Regions from separate parts of the Mus musculus genome. Here all the other regions are linked to region 1. The links are chromatin loops, found by intact Hi-C in ENCODE. Cell type or tissue: left cerebral cortex. All regions are shown on one strand. Links, peaks and the distances in the headings refer to the core of each region. The heading gives the core; the rest is flanking DNA.

What was found. Peaks named below come from ENCODE experiments on the same cell type or tissue, not always from the same donor. Only the 100,000 strongest peaks of a DNase experiment are listed, where the experiment ranks them.
Region 2: a loop joins it to region 1, with 3 times the contacts of the local background. A loop is called at or near these places in 2 of 42 quality-filtered maps.
Region 3: a loop joins it to region 1, with 5 times the contacts of the local background. A loop is called at or near these places in 2 of 42 quality-filtered maps.

What each region holds. Positions count from the first base shown.
Region 1 is chr5:107,403,175-107,408,556 of GRCm38, forward strand. It overlaps Ephx4 (epoxide hydrolase 4), which reads left to right and starts at 339. Exons shown (of 7, transcript NM_001001804.2): 1 at 339-601; 2 at 2,858-2,943. The coding sequence starts at 377. Gm17202 (a long non-coding RNA gene) reads right to left here. Exons shown (of 5, transcript XR_389494.4): 3 at 1,997-2,439. In left cerebral cortex, for the core only: a CTCF peak has its summit at 2,583; DNase peaks (open chromatin) are centred at 539, 1,301, 2,412, 2,885 and 2 more places; H3K4me3 peaks cover 3,476 bases; H3K27ac peaks cover 5,000 bases.
Region 2 is chr5:107,594,403-107,599,784 of GRCm38, forward strand. It overlaps Glmn (glomulin, FKBP associated protein), which reads right to left and starts at 3,237. Exons shown (of 19, transcript NM_133248.2): 1 at 3,142-3,237; 2 at 2,386-2,460. The coding sequence starts at 2,424. It overlaps Rpap2 (RNA polymerase II associated protein 2), which reads left to right and starts at 3,294. Exons shown (of 13, transcript NM_144911.3): 1 at 3,294-3,458; 2 at 4,120-4,165. The coding sequence starts at 3,386. In left cerebral cortex, for the core only: no CTCF peak of the experiment used is centred there; DNase peaks (open chromatin) are centred at 3,196 and 3,493; H3K4me3 peaks cover 1,757 bases; H3K27ac peaks cover 1,051 bases.
Region 3 is chr5:107,521,766-107,527,147 of GRCm38, forward strand. No RefSeq gene overlaps it. Among named protein-coding and RNA genes, the nearest start is that of 1700028K03Rik, 10 kb to the right of the region's middle. In left cerebral cortex, for the core only: CTCF peaks have their summits at 2,787 and 2,987; DNase peaks (open chromatin) are centred at 355, 1,244 and 2,688; H3K27ac peaks cover 2,502 bases.

The sequences.
Region 1 (5,382 bases), core at 201-5,200:
GGGGTGTTTGGTAACTTTGAACTCAGTTAAGAAACAGTTAATATCTGTAAGAGATTGTGTTAGGGATGCCCACCTGAAGAAATAATTACCACAGTTCAGTACAAAAGTCCCTCCCGCCCTCCGCGATTCTCACATCCGGGAAAAGGTCTGCGGCTTCTGGGACCGGGGCGCTGGGACCTGTTCAGAGCCCGGAGCTTCGACAGGACCTGGGGATGGCGTTCGGCGTCGCCTTCATGTCGCTCGGCTCTAGCGACGTGGCACGGGAGGACAGCCCGGGCCTCGCCCTGCGCGGTCCCCGAGGCCCGGGCGCGCGGCGTGTGCGGGGCGAGCGGGCGGGCGCGGGAGGGACGCCGCAGCTCGGCTCCCGCAGGCGCCCATGGCCCCGCCGCGCCCGCCCCGCCTGCTGCCCGCGCTGCGCGCCCTGCTCTACTGGTCCCTGGTGTACGGCTACTGCGGGCTGTGCGCCTCCGTCCACCTGCTCAAACTTTTGTGGAGCATCGGTAGGGCGCCGGCGCAGACCTTCCGCCGGGCGGCCCGGGCCAACCCTCCGGCGTGCCTGAACGACCCCTCCTTAGGGACTCACTGCTACGTGCGCATCAAGGTGAAGGCCGACGCGGGCCTGGAGACAGGGGAGGGAGAGGGACGCGGGTGGGGAGCCCTGGAAGCCGCGGTGCCTAGGGCGCCGGGCCGATTGTTCCTAGATGCGTCCCGATGGCTGCGGGCACCCGGAGGACCCCAGGGGGAGGCAGGAGGGACCTGGCCAGGGGCTGTTCCGCGGGTCAGTATCATGGCTTTCCACTCTCTCCTTAACCTATGTGTGTGTGTGGAGGGGGGGAGGTGCGTGTTTCAGAACGTGAAATTTCTCTAACTGGATCCTCCTCCTGCTGAAGCAACTCAGAATAATTCTGCTCCCTCTCCTACTGCAAGGAGAAGCTATCTCCTGTTACCTTTTTTGCCTTTTAGGGCTCAGATCAGTTGCAGGATAATGCTCCTGGCGGTGCCCTGCTGTCCAGATTTTGAGATGGAGGGAGTGGACAGTTCTTTGGAAAGTCATTTCTAATCTCAGATGACCTAGGCAGCACTAAAGGATAAGAAATGGTTTGTGTTTGTGAGGAAGGAAGTAGGTGCAAAAAGTCAAAAATAGGAGAGAATGGAATACAAAGTAGGTACCCACTTCTTAATAAAGCTCCATTCTCTGTGCTTAAATAAAAGTGTCAACCGTGCCAACAGATTTTCATTGTCCGTCCTCGTCCAAGCTTCTGTCACAGCCCACAGACGGTCTATTTCCTGATGCCAGGTGGTGGAGTGATACAGTCTCTGTGATACGACCTACAGTCTGACTCACAAGCCTTTCAAAGGCAACATACAAGGAGATATTTGTGTTACTGAGTCCTGCCTGACGTTTAATCAGCAGCTAAACTCCCCAGCAACTGGGATTCAGAAAGGCAAAAGGAGCCTGAAACTGATGTGAGAATTAAGTATGTTCATGTTTCGAGAAGAAGGAGAGGAGGAGGAGGAGGAGGAGGAGGAAGAGAACCACAAAGAAAAAGAGAAGAAAACATAGGCCAACGGACCTATAACTTAGTATAATTTATAATTCATCATTATAATTATCAACCTGGCATATACCCAGTGCGATAAAATCTTTATTAAATCCAATCTGGTGGCCCTGGCATTTTATTCTTCCAAGACTCACCACCACTAAAATAATTTTTAAAAGATAACAGCCAAGTCACATTTGTTAATTCTGTCCAACTTAAGGATGAAACACAGCTTATGACTCTTCCTGGATTCCTCAGAATTACTCTCTTTTCCCCTCAAAAGCAGAAGGAAGAAATAGTGGTGACTCTAGTCACCTGTATACTTCATTCCTCTTAACTTGTTTATTTAGTGACGCCGGGGGACACATTGGTCATGCCAGGCGAGTGCTCTGCCACTGAGCTACATCCTTAGCCCGCTCATGACTCCCATGACCTTCATGACTTATGTGACTTACTTGGACCTCATTTAGGGGAAGGGACGGCAGTGCTGGGGACTGAAGCTCGGGTCTCATGCTTGAAAGGCAAATGCTCTGCCACTGCTCTGCAACCTCAGCCCTTGGGCCTTGTTTTCTTAGTAAGGTGGTGGAATCAAGGGCAATGACACGCCAGAGACAGAGTCCATGGCCAGCTTTGACTTGTGCTGTCTTCCCCTCATACTTGCAGGGATTTAGCTTTTCTCTCTTCCTTTCTTGTCTATGCTCCCATATCCTTGATGTCTGCAGCATTCTTCTCTTGTTCCCAGTCCTTTCCTTTTCTGGGGTTAGTCATCTCCCAAATGTGGCGTGAAGTCTTGGGCACTGATATAGTCCACTGTTAGAAACACAGATGTGACAGAGGGAGCAGGCAGGAAAGGAGAGCGTATATGAAACACTCAGATCGCAGTGTGGGAAGGAGATGCCTAAAAATAAGAGAAGGGGGTGTGAATTACATAAGTGATACTGCAGCTCTTGACAGGCAACTGAGGAAAAAAAATATGTGAGATACACTTTGCAACATTGAAATTCAGATCAGAATTATTTATGTATCCTGCAGGGGATAAAACGTCACACCTCACAAAGACGAAAGCTACATTGTAACATTGCTCCAGAAGCTCAAAATATATACACAGACCTTGTAACAGAGCAAGTAAGGGGTATTCCAAAGGGAATACCCACAAAGGTGAATTAGTCCCTTTATTCTATTGATAATATGTTGTTAATATTTATTTCTTGATATTAAAGTAATTCAAGCGAGAATGTTTTTAGTAACAGGGAAATACTAAATGTCTTAGTTTGATGTTGCCTGCTATCACATACTCCATACTCTTCCACTTTCAGGACTCCGGGTTAAGATTTCACTATGTTGCTGCTGGAGAAAGGGGCAAACCGCTCATGCTGCTGCTTCATGGATTTCCAGAATTCTGGTAAATTTACCAACTAACTTGTTTCTTTCGCATTAACACTTAAGATTCTGGCTCAGTTCATTTGATGCTGCTGTAAAGGAATAGAGTTTGTTGTTGTTGTTGTTGGTGGTGGTGGTGGTGTTTTTGTTATTGTTGTTATTGTTTGTTTGTTTGTTTTATTTTGGTTTTTGCTTAGTTCTGGAGGCTGGGAGGTCCAAGATCAAGATCCGATGTGGGCTGCCATGTTGAATGATCTTATGATAGAGGGTGGAAAGGCAAGAAAGCAACAGAGGGTAAATTAGAGGTTACTCCCATGAGGTCAGATCTAACTCTATTATGACCACGGTTAAATGTCATAGTTTTACAGGGGCAAACATTCTAAATGTAGAACTTATCATGGAATCCCTTTCTCAAAACGGCAGGCAGATCATTTCACAGGGTGAAATCTCCTGAATGTCCCTGAAGTCACAGCAATAGTTTTGCTCCTAATCTAAAAACATACATACATATACAACCACCCTAATTTTTGGAGATCAGCTGTTGCTGTGTAGCCCAGCCTAGCTGTCTTAGTTTGGGTTTTGTTGCTGTGAAGAGACACCATGACCAAGCAACTCTTATATAAAGGACATTTCATTGGGGCTGGCTTACAGTTTCAGAGGTTTAATCCATTAGCATCATGGTGGGAAGCATGGCAGAGTCCAGGTAAACATAGTGTTGGAGGAGCTGCAGACCACAGAAAAAAACTGTGTGTCACCCTGAGCTTAGCCCCAAAGCCCACCGTCAGAGTGACACACTTCCTCCAGTGAGGCCACATCTCCTAATAGTGCCACTCCCTATGGCCAAACTTTCAAACACAAGAGTGTATACGCCATACTATTCAAACCACCATACTGGCCTTGAACTCATACCCAAGCTCTCCAGTCTCCCAAGTGCTAGGCTTACAGGTGTGCACCACCATCCCTAACTATGCTTTTTCCTCTGAAGATTAAAAAAGTCTAAAGTTTCAATTTTCTGAAATTTCAAGTTATAAATTGAGTCAGGGAAAGAGCTGAAGCAGAAACCCTGACTTCCAGTCAGTGGTAGACTGCTACCCGGAACCGTAAGATGAAATAAACTATTTCCTCCCCAAGTGCTACGGTCCAGATGTTTTATCACAATGCAGGATAGTCAAATAGAAGAAGGACCCTATGTATCACTCAACAACATTTCTGCAGAGATGCTGTGAGAGTAGAATCAAATTACCTTCGTATCACCCCAGCCAGTACTCCAAATCTGTCCCTTAGGGGCCTGGGAAGATGTCACTGGGTAAAGCAGCCACTGCTCAGGTATTCGAGCCGGGCGATCCAGCATCACTCTGGTCTCTGCAGGTGCCTGCACATACATTGCAGACAACCACACAGACACAAAACTAAAGAAAAGTAAAAAGAACACAGTAATTTTTAAAATCCAGAAGCACCATATAGTAATGTGCTGTGTAGATTTAGCACTGTTACCCGAGACAGCTGAGAAGCAGCAATCTATGTACTTACTATCAGGGCAATAGTTAATGCATGCTATCACACGGGACACGAAAGCAATAGGATTCTACATCTGCCAGGGACACAAAAGCAATAGGATTCTACATCTGCCGCCTTAAATCCAGAGGAAGTGTTAGAGAAGATAACACATCTGTGGGAACTTTAGCTAAATCAGCCCAAAATATGGCTGTTTGTCAAAGGATTTTTTTTCTCTCTCCCTCTACCTCAATTTGCATCTCTTTTAAAAATATTTCAAGCTGACCCAGGCAATTTCTGTGAGTTGCCTCCATCTCCAGCTGCCTGGGATGCTTGTGTAAACACTCCCAGGCAGAGACTCACTCAGAGGCTCCTCATCCTGAGCTCAGCACAAAGGAGGCAGTGGTGTCACCTTTTCAGAGGAGGACAGACAGGATGCCCAACACCGCAGTGTCCTGCCTGGGAAACCAGGATCCTGAAATATGCTAACAGAAATGATAAGGGAAGAGGTTGTCTTGGTGTTTGCTTTTCTGCATGATCTCTGCTATTGTCTGAAACGGTCAGAAAAGCTAGGCGTGCTGGCAGCACATGTCTGTGTTCCCAGCATGGCGAGGCCAAGACAAAGGAGCCTGAGGCCAGTTGGGTTTACATAGCAGTACCAGACTTGAGCTGCTAACAAGATCTCATTTCAGGAAAACAACAAAACCACTGCCAACAAAACAACAACAAACAAAACAAAACAACCCCCCCCCCAAGGGTATGAAAATAGTCTTGTTTCAGTGTGGTAAGGGTTGTTTCTGTGATGTGCGACAGGGACAATGTTTTGTTACTGCAGCCATTTCTGTTTTAGTTTATGGCTGAAATGTGAGTCAAATATGTTACTATGTATGTATTCCAAAAAAAAGGATATTTACAGTTATTCTTTACAGACTGGGAGGAGCTGAGTAGGTGCTTTCTGTGCAAGCAC
Region 2 (5,382 bases), core at 111-5,110, 190 kb after region 1:
GGTACCAACATAGTGGGGTATTCCTGTGACAACCTGACCTTGTTTTGGGGAGGACTGTGGAAGGACTTTGGAACTTTGGGCTTGAAGATCCATTCGTTGTTAAGAGCTCTGTCAGATGTTGTGTAGGAGCTTGGAAGATAATGTTGAGAACAGTGCAGAAGATGTAGGTCTGGCTTGTGAAATTTCAGAGGGAAAATTAAAGCCTCTTTTCAGGGCCACTGCTGTTTTTGATTGTGAAGATTCTGTAGTTCTGGTTAGCTGGGGCTGAAGAATCAGCTGTGATTAACAAGATACCAGAACTACTAAAGCAAAAACTTTGCATTACTGGGACTATTGATGCTGGTTAGCTGGAGCTAAGAAATTAGCAGTGATTAAAAAGAGACCAGCATCTTTGAGGTGACATCTTCTGGGAAGTGTTTTCTGAAAGCACAAAGATGCTGTGTTCCAGAGATGGCCAAGGTTGTACTCCTGCTGCAGCGGGACTTGGTAATATGTAAGGGTCACCCAGGTGGTACTGGTTTTGAAGGCATGAAGGGGTCACACAGAGCAGCTGAGGCGTGGCACTGTGAGAGGCCATGGAAGGCCATTGGTGAAGGTGCAGCCTCAGTTGCAATTGACGGCCCAGGACTGAAGGGGTCATGCAGTGTTTTGGAGATGCCAGTACCATGAGATGACCACCAAGAGCAGCAGCAGTGGAGTACAGGCATCTGGAGCCTAGAGGATGACGCGTGTGCTTCAAAGGGCATGGCTGGAGAAGTGACCCAAGCCCTTGGAGGAGCCCAGAAGATCTTGAGTTGGATCCCAGACATTGGATGGTTGGAGATTGATTTTTGTTTTTGACTGTGACTGTGCCCTGATATTTTCCCTCTTAAAGGAAGAAACTATTTTAGTGGAGCCCACAGTTAAGAGACTTTTAATTGTAAAAAGACTTTGGATTTTAAAAGAGATGGATATCTTAAAGAGATTGAAATTTTAAGAATATGTAAAGACTTTGAGACGTTTAAAGTTATTTAGACCTTGGGGATGAATAAGAATGCAAGGGTTGAGGCTTACTAGTGATGTGTTTGTGTGTCAAGTTGACAAGGGGTCAATTGTACTGGCTCGTTGTGTCAACTTGACACAGCTGGAGTTATCACAGAGAAAGGAACTTCAGTTGAGGAAATGCCTCCATGAGATCCAACTGTAAGGCATTTTCTCAATTAGTGATCAAGGGGGAAAGGCCCCTTGTGAGTGGGACCATCTCTGGGCTGGTAGTCTTGGTTCTATAAGAGAGCAGGCTGAGCAAGCCAGGGGAAGCCAGTAAAGAACATCCCTCCATGGCTTCTGCATCAGCTCCTGCTTTCTGACCTGCTTGACTTCCAGTCCTGACTTCCTTGGTGATTAACTGCAGTATGGAAGTATAAGCCGAATAAACCCTTTCCTCCCCAACTTGTTTCTTGGTCATGATGTTTGTGCAGGAATAGAAACCCTGACTAAGACACAGATAAAAATTAGAATTATCCTAATATTTTAATGATTGGCTTTATTCATTTTGGCTTTTGAGACGGGCTCTCATGAGGAGGCTTAGGCTGACCTGGAAATTTCAGGTCCTCTTGTCACAGCTCCTGACTGCTGTCTATAAGCATGAATCAGTATGGCTTAAGGAGTGATCTTGAACCTACTGTACCAGAGAAACTTATGAAAACAATAAGAAATTTAAAATTAAAGACTACTGGGACTAGAGAAATGGTTTGGTAGATAAGAGCAAATACTATCCTTGCAGAGGACCTGAGTTCAATTCCCAGCACCCAGATCAGGTGGCTCACAACCACCTGTAACTCCAGCTCTGAGTGGTCCTAACGCTACGGCTTCCATGCCAGGCACTTATACTCATATATACCCCCTACCAACACACATAAACAGACATGTACATGATTTAATATGCTTTTAAATACAATTTACTAACGTTTACCTTCATACATATGCATGTGCCTGATGCCCATTGTGGGCCAGAACAGGGCCTGGGTTTTGAGAAATGAACCCAGGTCCTCCGCAAGAACAAGTGCTCTTAACCACTGAACCATCTCTCTAGCCCCTTATGCCCCTTGTGAGCGAGGGTCTCTCTCTCTCTCTCCATAGCCCAAGCTGTCCTGGAAATTTACCATGTAAACCAGGCCAGCCTCAAAATCAGAGACCCCTCTGCCTTTGCCTCCCAAAAGTACTAGGATTGAAAGTCACCACCACCATCATCATTATCATCTAATCTACTTTCCTGATTTTTTGATATTTACAAGTCAAAAAAGAAGAAGCAGAATTTAGTTAAGATAAATAACATGAGTGACCACAAAGTAAAGATACTCTATGCCCTTCCCATATATTTAAAGGTGTTTTCGGAGAAGTACTTACACATCTTTTTATTATGCTCTGAAGTTCCTCCACAGCCATTCCTAATTATTTTCCTAATTTTGATGCTGTAATGAACTAATACAAAAAAACCCAGTTAATTGTGTGATACCATGTAAATTATGTTTCATAAACCGTTTCATTCTGAATTATTAGACAACAAACACAATGTAAAGTTTTATAGGTTAACTGCTATTACTGAACGTTACTGTGTTAGCCTAATGAAGCATTTTTAAAAGCCCCTGATATAATGCCTAAAGAAAGTAATTTTTAAAGAATGACGAGTAAAAAAATAAAAAGAGCCCTAGAAAGAACTACTAGAAAAGCCTTTGTTTAAAAGGAAAACAAAAATCCAAATTGTGGACCTGGAATGAAAAATCTAATCATTAAGTAATTTTTTTAAATGTCCCATTGACAAAAACTGGAATCCAACATAATTAAGTCACCCAAAGAAGTTGAAGATTCCGATGCCGCCCACCCCATTCTCCACAGGATCTCCCTCCTCACATAAACAATCGTCAGTGAGATCACCGAGTATCACGAAAAGGAGGCCAGCAGCGAAGGTCCTTGCCCCGCAGGCGCGAACAGGAAAATCACACCCTACCGCGCCTGGCTGAGGCGAAGGGAGGCCATTTCTCCCTGCTCCTGCAGGGCAGGGTGTCCAGGCTCCAGCACCTCCAGAGGCCGAGCAGGAGAGCCGCGTGCGGCGCAGGTCCTGTTCGGCGAGCCCGATCCGCCCGACCCAGCATGTCTACCTACCCGCCGATCCACGCGCCTGCCTCTTGCCCTCCTCCTCCTTCTCCACTTCAGGTAGCGCAGGCCGCACTCCTGGCCCCGCCCCCGGACCGGACCCTCCCCCTCCGCCGCTCGCCCCGCCCCGCCCTGGGCCCGCCCCCTCCGCCGCTCGCCCCGCCCTCCCTGGGCCCGCCCCCAGCCCGGTTCCGGGCGAAGCGTGAGGAGGTAGATGTGCTGTCCCGACCCCCTCTTCTGACCGCATTTCCCCATGGCTGACTCTGCCGTACCTTGCTCTCTAGGCCCAAGTACCCGGGCTTCCAGCACCCACCGAGATGCTACCGGTACGAACAAGAGCCACCGTCCCAGGCTGGGACCCTGAGACCTTGGTTTGAGTACCACGCACGCGCGGGCCTCTTTCTGAGGCTGCGCCGGGGAGAGCGAGAACTCCGGGTGGATGAGGCCCAGAGCTTCCCAACGCAGGCTGTCCTAGTGCCTTCGGGGGAGGAATCCCACACTCTTACACAGGGGTTTTAGGATCTACCCGTACGTGGGAACAAGTGGCCAAGGCAGGTGGTGGTCAGTTGCCTTGAACCTTGGATTGCTTTGATATCTGGTCTCTGAGGTCTCAGACTCCTCTCTTTAGGCAAGGGAACAAACATTTGGGAGACTGAGCAATGTTTATTCTAAAGGAACCCAGTTTAGAGAGTGTTTTAAAAGCACTTGATTAAAGCGCATCCGATGAGAAAGAGTCCTCGAAGAGACTGCCGTCATGAAAATGTAAAATGTAATTAATTTACAGAAACAATTGAATTTGCTTCCTGTTTAGCCCCCCCTTTTGTTTTTGTTTTTCTGGGGGGGGGGTTGTTTTTCTTTTTTTGTACACATCGAAGTTGGAAATGAGATGTGTGAGAGAAAAGGAAATGGTGCCTACAGTGTGATATTTGGGGACTACTCTGCTACATCAAATGCATTGGCACTTGACTTTTCTCTCTTCAATTGTAGGTACTAAACAGACCCGAGCCCTGAAACGAGGAGATGCATCTAAAAGGTAGAACCACGTGGGCATCTGCATTTCACTTTGCTTTTATCTCATTAATTCAATCTGATTTGGTTTTTTTTTTCTTTTCTTTTTTTTTTTCTTTTCTTTTTTTTTTTTTTTTTTTTCTTTTTTCTTTTTGGTTTTGGTTTTTTTGTTTTGATGTTCTGTTTTCTGATCTTGCAATCTGGGAATTGAACTTAAAGACTTTGTACATTCTAATGAAGCTCTTTGTCTAATTTACCGAGCTATACTCCAGCCCAAATAGTTTAAAAGCATAGTGCATACCTTTCTTGAGAAAATACTGAAGACTCAGGAAGCACTGTCGATTCTCACGTAAGACTGCTCTGTCCTTCAGCTGTAGGAAAACCAATGTGGAGGCTTAGGCTGTTGGAAACTATCATGAACACCTGTAGAAAGTTCTGGGGACATAGTTCCTGAATTAACCAATCTTTCCCATTTCTTCAGGTACACTATTACTGTTGTATGTGCCAAGCTCGCTGAAGCAGGTTCTTTCTTTATCACTTCAAGGCACCTTTTGTCTTCTGGGTTTTTTGTTCTGTTGTTGTTTTGTTTTTCTTTTCTTTTTTCTTTCTTTTCTTTCTTTCCTTCTTCCTTCCTTTCTTTCTTTCCCCTCCCCCCCCCCTTTGGTTTTTCGAGACAGGGTTTCTCTGTATAGCCCTGGCTGTCCTGGAACTCACTCTGTAGACCAGGCTGGCCTCAAACTCAGAAATCCGCCTGCCTCTGCCTCCCAAGTGCTGGGATTAAAACCGTTCTCCACCACTGCCCGTTTTTTTGTTTTCTTTTATTTTGTTTTTGTCTTCTTTGTAACGTTAAATAGGAACTTAAAAACAAACCAACCAAAAGCATCCTTTACAGTTTAGAGCTTCCAAAAAGTCATGGCCTCTCGTGTCACAGAGGAGATAGCTAGAGCAAAACTCATCTGAAGAGACTAACATTCATCACTTCAGGACTCACCGACTCTTCTTGCAAGATAATTTCCAAATACAAGATCGTCTGTATTTGAGTTAGGCCCTTAGGATGTGTTGTTGAACAAGTCGGTTTTGCTCACAAGAACTGAGCTTCCACTTCCGTATCACTGCTCATCACGGAAGGACAGTCAGGTCAGGAACTCACGCAGGGCAGGAACCTTGGGGCAGGAGCCGATGCAGATACCATGGAGGAGTGCTCCTTACGGGCTTGTTGAGCATGGCTTGCTCAGCCTGCTT
Region 3 (5,382 bases), core at 111-5,110, 120 kb after region 1:
TTATATAAGATGTAATGAGGTTTGCCTGTTTTCTATTTCAAGCTCTTTTTTTTTTCCTGGAGAGAAAGCTTAATTGAAAATAATTGCAATCAAAATGCGCCTTCATTTAAACATCATATGCTTCCTTATGAAGAGATTTCTAGAGTGGTAAAGACCCTCAGACTACAAATAATCCACCTGTGAAATTGACAGCAAAAGCTGCCGTCAGACCTGCCACGGTCAGAAGGCGGGAGCCCTGCTTTGAGTTCCCAGTGAGGAACTGCAGCCTGACAACAACTCCAACCTAACTTGGAAGCTTAGGCTGTTACAGCCCAGCCTTGGCCAACCATAAGCAGCCAGGCTCCAGCCAATCTCAGGCTTCCAGCTGATCGGACCACATCCCAACAAGGCAAAGGGTGGAGCAGGAACCAATCAGCCTATTTCTGTACTTCCCTTCACCATCTATAAATAATGTCTGCTGTTCCGGAATTGAGCTAGCTGGACCTTTTCTGGTTCTAAGTTCTTTCCGGCTCATGATTCGTTCTTAACTCAAATCTCTCTGGTAAGTTTAAAATAGCAAAAAAGGGTCCCCTTCAACAAATCTTAAGTTGAAATAGAGTATCTTCTTGTAGCATCTTATTCGGAGTAAGTTATATAAGGCACATATTTAAGAAAATATCATCAAATGAAACCAAAGTGAATTGGAAGGAATGAATGCAGACAGTAGTGGTGCTCAGGCTGCAAGGACTGGTGAGATGGCTCAGCAGGCAGAATCTCTTGCTACCAAGCTGATTACCTGAGTTCCATTCCGATGACCCACATGATGAAAGCAGAGAACCACCTCCCCCAAGTTGTCCTCTAACCTCCAAAGCCTGCTGTGGCATACACATCCACTAACATAAGCACACCTACATTAAGAATATGTAGATTAAAACAAAATTTAAATCAGTTTTTTATAAATAGGCAGAACTGAAAAATATCTTTAAAAGCTGCTTCCTAAGCAGCCGAACAACCTATCCATCCCATGGTCTCAGTGCTGGGAAAAGCATAAATACACAATACTTATGGTAGGGTTTTGTACAATCTCATACAAGTACAGCTGAAACCCTGGATGAAACCAATGACTTAAAGAAATACGATTTAGCAAGTGGATTCAGGAAGTCTACACAGATGACTTGTATCTACATAGATACGCTTGGAAGAAGCTGACAGAGTGTTTTAGGTGTACCCTTCAAACCCGCAGCGGTCCTAGTCCCAACTCAGATGCTGAGGCAGGAGGCTACTTGACCTTGGAGTTTGTCAGTCTAGACAACATAGACAGTACTGTCCCAAATTAGTGCTGATCAAGGCCGCTAAATCATTTTAGAATAGAAATAAAGAAGAAATGCCATGACACGCAATCTATGAAGCTAACATAATATGACCATTAAAATCCGACTGAAGACAACATAGAAATTATGGAATAATACCTGCCTTGGTCACTGTTCTATTGCTGAGAAGAAACACCATGCCCAAGGCAACTCTTACAGGAAGAGCATTCAATTGGGAGCCTGTTTATAGTTTCAGAGACATAGTTCGTTATCCTCATGGCAGGAGGCATGCTGGCATTGGCAGGTGCTGGAGCAGTAGCAGAGAGCTATATCCTGGTTCTTAGACAGATGAACGGACAGATGGACAGGGGAGAAGAGAGGGAGAGGAGGGAGAGAGCACATGCGTGAGAGAGCATGACTGGGCCCACTATGGCCTTTTGAAACCTTGAAGCCTACCCCCAATAGCACCAGCAAGGCCACGTCTCATAATCCTTATAATCCTCAAAAAGTGCCACTCCCTGGTGACAAAGCATTCAAAGGCCACCACAGTACCACTTACATAATTGTGGCACAGCTCCAAAATGGTCCAGTCATGTATTAAAACAACATAATGACAATTTAAGGAATGCAAGGTGCCTTGATGCTGGGAAGCCTTCATACAGCACAGCGGCAGGTCAGACGAGAACAACCATCTCTATGGACACGGCTATTTAACTTGAAACAGTGACATCAAAAGAGAATCATTAAAAAGCATGTGGCATGATCCTCAGTGGGATGGGTTGATTGTATCTGGTTGAGGACCACAGCCAATGCTCATACGAGTCTCTCCTCAGTTAAAGCTCTGGGCAAACACCCTTACAGACATACCCCGAGGTGTGTCCTCTAGGTCATTACAGACCGGGTTGGGTTGACAGCAAAGATTTACCATTACAGGGACACCAAGGTGATAAAGTGTAGATTGATAACCTGGCTATTTTAAATGTAGAATATAAACATGTTCAAGATGCCACAAGAAGAACAAAAAGACAAAAGGTAAGCTGGGGGAAATATTCTGCTTAACAAAAATTAAAAATGCAATCTTTGTAGAGCCAGATGTGGTGACGTGCATCTGTAGCCCCAGAGCAGAGACAAAACACTGAAGCTTGCAGGCCACACACATGTCATAATCACACATTTAACCAATTAAATTACGTTAGGAAACTAATTTCTAGCATCATTATTATGCTCTACAAGTTTATCATTAGTCAAGTCAGATAACCCTTGCTTGGAACTAAACTCCACTTGTAATTTAAAATCAAGCTAAAATTGTGAGCATATTACATTAAAATCCAACCCAAGCACAGTGCGTGGGATAATTGTGCTTTTCATAGTCAGTGAGCTAAGTCAATCTAAAAATTGCTAAGCAGGAAATGAGAACACGTTGGGCTGCCCGTGTGGTCCACACGCCTGAGTCAGCATGTTTCCAAACCAGCCTCCGTGTAGCACACCGGTGTCGTGTGCTTTATCACCACCAGGATTCATCACCTTCAGCGCTCAAGGTGGCCTTTAAAAAAAAAAAGGCACGGCTCATTTGAAGTTACATTTGAAGACAATGTGGTTCTTCCTAGATATAATTAGATGAACGGACTCTAGACCTAGTAGTTCTTCTGTAAGAAGAGAAACATTACATATGGAAGTGGTTTTGGGGGGGAAAATGATCACATTTCCCAAGCAGTTTTTAGAAAGTGTGACTGGTTATTGCACCTTTTGCACTGTTCCAGCGATGGCTCCCATTGGGCCAGTGAAGGATTGAAGAAAAGACACACACACACACACACACACACACACACACACACATATCAGGCTCAGGGGGGCTGGACTTTGTGATTGAGAAAACATATTCAGAGGAAGCTGAGTATGTTGTTTATATACAGAGAGGCAGGGTCACTACATACAGCTGGGGTTCATATACAGATAAACAAGGAGACAGCTCTGTAGGGAGGAGTGTCTTCAGGTCATAAATGTCCACGGGGAGAAAGCTATGGTGACATCCTCTACACACACTGCCAACATGGACCCTCAGATCACCTAGGAAGGCTTCACCATTCTCTGAAACTCACCCTGGGCTGGGCAGGAGTGGGGAGGCTCTGTCATTCTCAAGACGGTGCGGTTTTAGAGCCTTTACCATGGCGGTGGCTTACAGGAAGGTGATGCATCACTTGTCTGAAAATATCTCATTGTTATGTTTCATTCTTTACATTTTAATTGCCACCACAATTACATTTTTATTCATTTTGATGGACTAATCTAAGAAAAATGTCAAACTACATATACATTCTTTGACATATCAATACTAAAACTTTATATGAAAAATTTTATGTGAAAATTTATAATATGAAAAAATAGGAAAGAAAATGAAGAGTAATATTTTAAGAGCCATGACATATATTTATATTCTAAATACACAAATACCTCCTATATCAATCAGAAGAATACTAACAGCTAAATTAAAGAATACTAGACAAAAAAAAAACCCAAGGTTATCAAAAGAAGAAACTGAAATGGTCAAAAATACAGTGAGCAGTAAAATAGTTTATGTGCTAGTTACTAAAAAACATAGAGCAAAGCATATTAATAAAGATAAAATTATAAAATCTGAGGTTTAGTAAAATTGCCATCAAACTCATATACTGCAAATATAAAACAGCTACACTGATTCTGAAATGCCCTTTGACAACAAATACGGGACCTAAAAGAGTGGTAATCTCACTTTTTAAAATGTAGTGAACAATTAAAAACAGACTCACACAAAGTACTTTAAAGTGTAGGGTTGGGGATATAGCAAAGTTGGTAGAGCTGTTGCCCAGTGTACAAGGAGGTGGTGTCTTTATTTAACCTTAGTGTGCATTGTCAGTTCTCCCTGCATCTCAAACGGCAGGAAAAAAATGACTTTAAGGAATCATCTTCTGTAATTTAGTGGGGCAACAAGAGAAGCCTGGGGCTAGTGTGATATTTTTGCTCTTTCTGGGAAACACCGTTTATCTCCTTTGTAGATGTTTTGTAGGTCACCTCACAGAACCTTGAAATTTCAAAGCATTGTCAGGCCATGTCCTGGGTAATATTCCTGGAGGGGTTGTTCCTTTCCTTGTGCATCTGCAGACTCTTTTCTTCATGTAGAAAGTGTTCTTTATAGTCTGTATTCGCTCTTATCCCTTTGTTGGGTTCTCTGATTTGTGAGCACCAGTTATTCTTTTCTGTTTTCTTTTCTTTCTTTTTTCTTTCTTTCTTTCTTTCTTTTTTTTTTTTTTTTTTTTTTTTTTTTTTTTTTTTTTTTTTTTTTGGTTTCTCTGCGTAGCCCTGGCTGTCCTGGAACTCACTCTGTAGACCAGGCTGGCCTCGAACTTAGAAATCTGCCTGCCTCTGCCTCCCAAGTGCTGGGATTAAAGGCGTGCGCCACCAGTTGCCTCTTCTCTCTCTGCTGTGGAGTCTCCTGTGTAAATCCTCATTATGGATTTCACCTATCAGAATCAAGTCTTTTCAAATTGTCAGTGTGGATTGAATTCTCTGATTATATTTTTTTTTATCAGTCACGTCTTTTATTTGTAACGTATTTCTATTTTAGGGTTTCCCTTTTCAATTTCATTTAGTATGTGTGTACACTTATGTATGTGTTCGCTAGTGCATGTGTATGCATGTGCATGTGTGTTGCCATGGCACATACAACCCTAACCTAACCCTGAGAGTCAGTTATTTCCTTCTACCGCCTGGGTCCCAGAAAGGCAGCTCAGGCTGTCAGGTTTGGTTGCTCTTACTTGCGTAACTGTTGGCTTTACCACCCAGCCTCTTTGTTCCCAGAAATAACAACTCTGAGACTTCTTATATATGAGTCAATGGCGAGGCCATAAGCTTGGGCCTGTTCCCCGAATAGCTCATAATTTAATTGTCCCATTTTATTCTAGTCTAAGTCCTGTCATATGGCTGGTTACCTGGTCCTCAGTTTCATGCAGCCTTCTTCCTCTCTGTGTCCTGGAGAATCCTCCATGCTTGACTCTTTCCCAGAATTCTCCCCACCTCTGTGCTGGAACTCCCACCTCTTATTTCCTGCCTCAGCTCA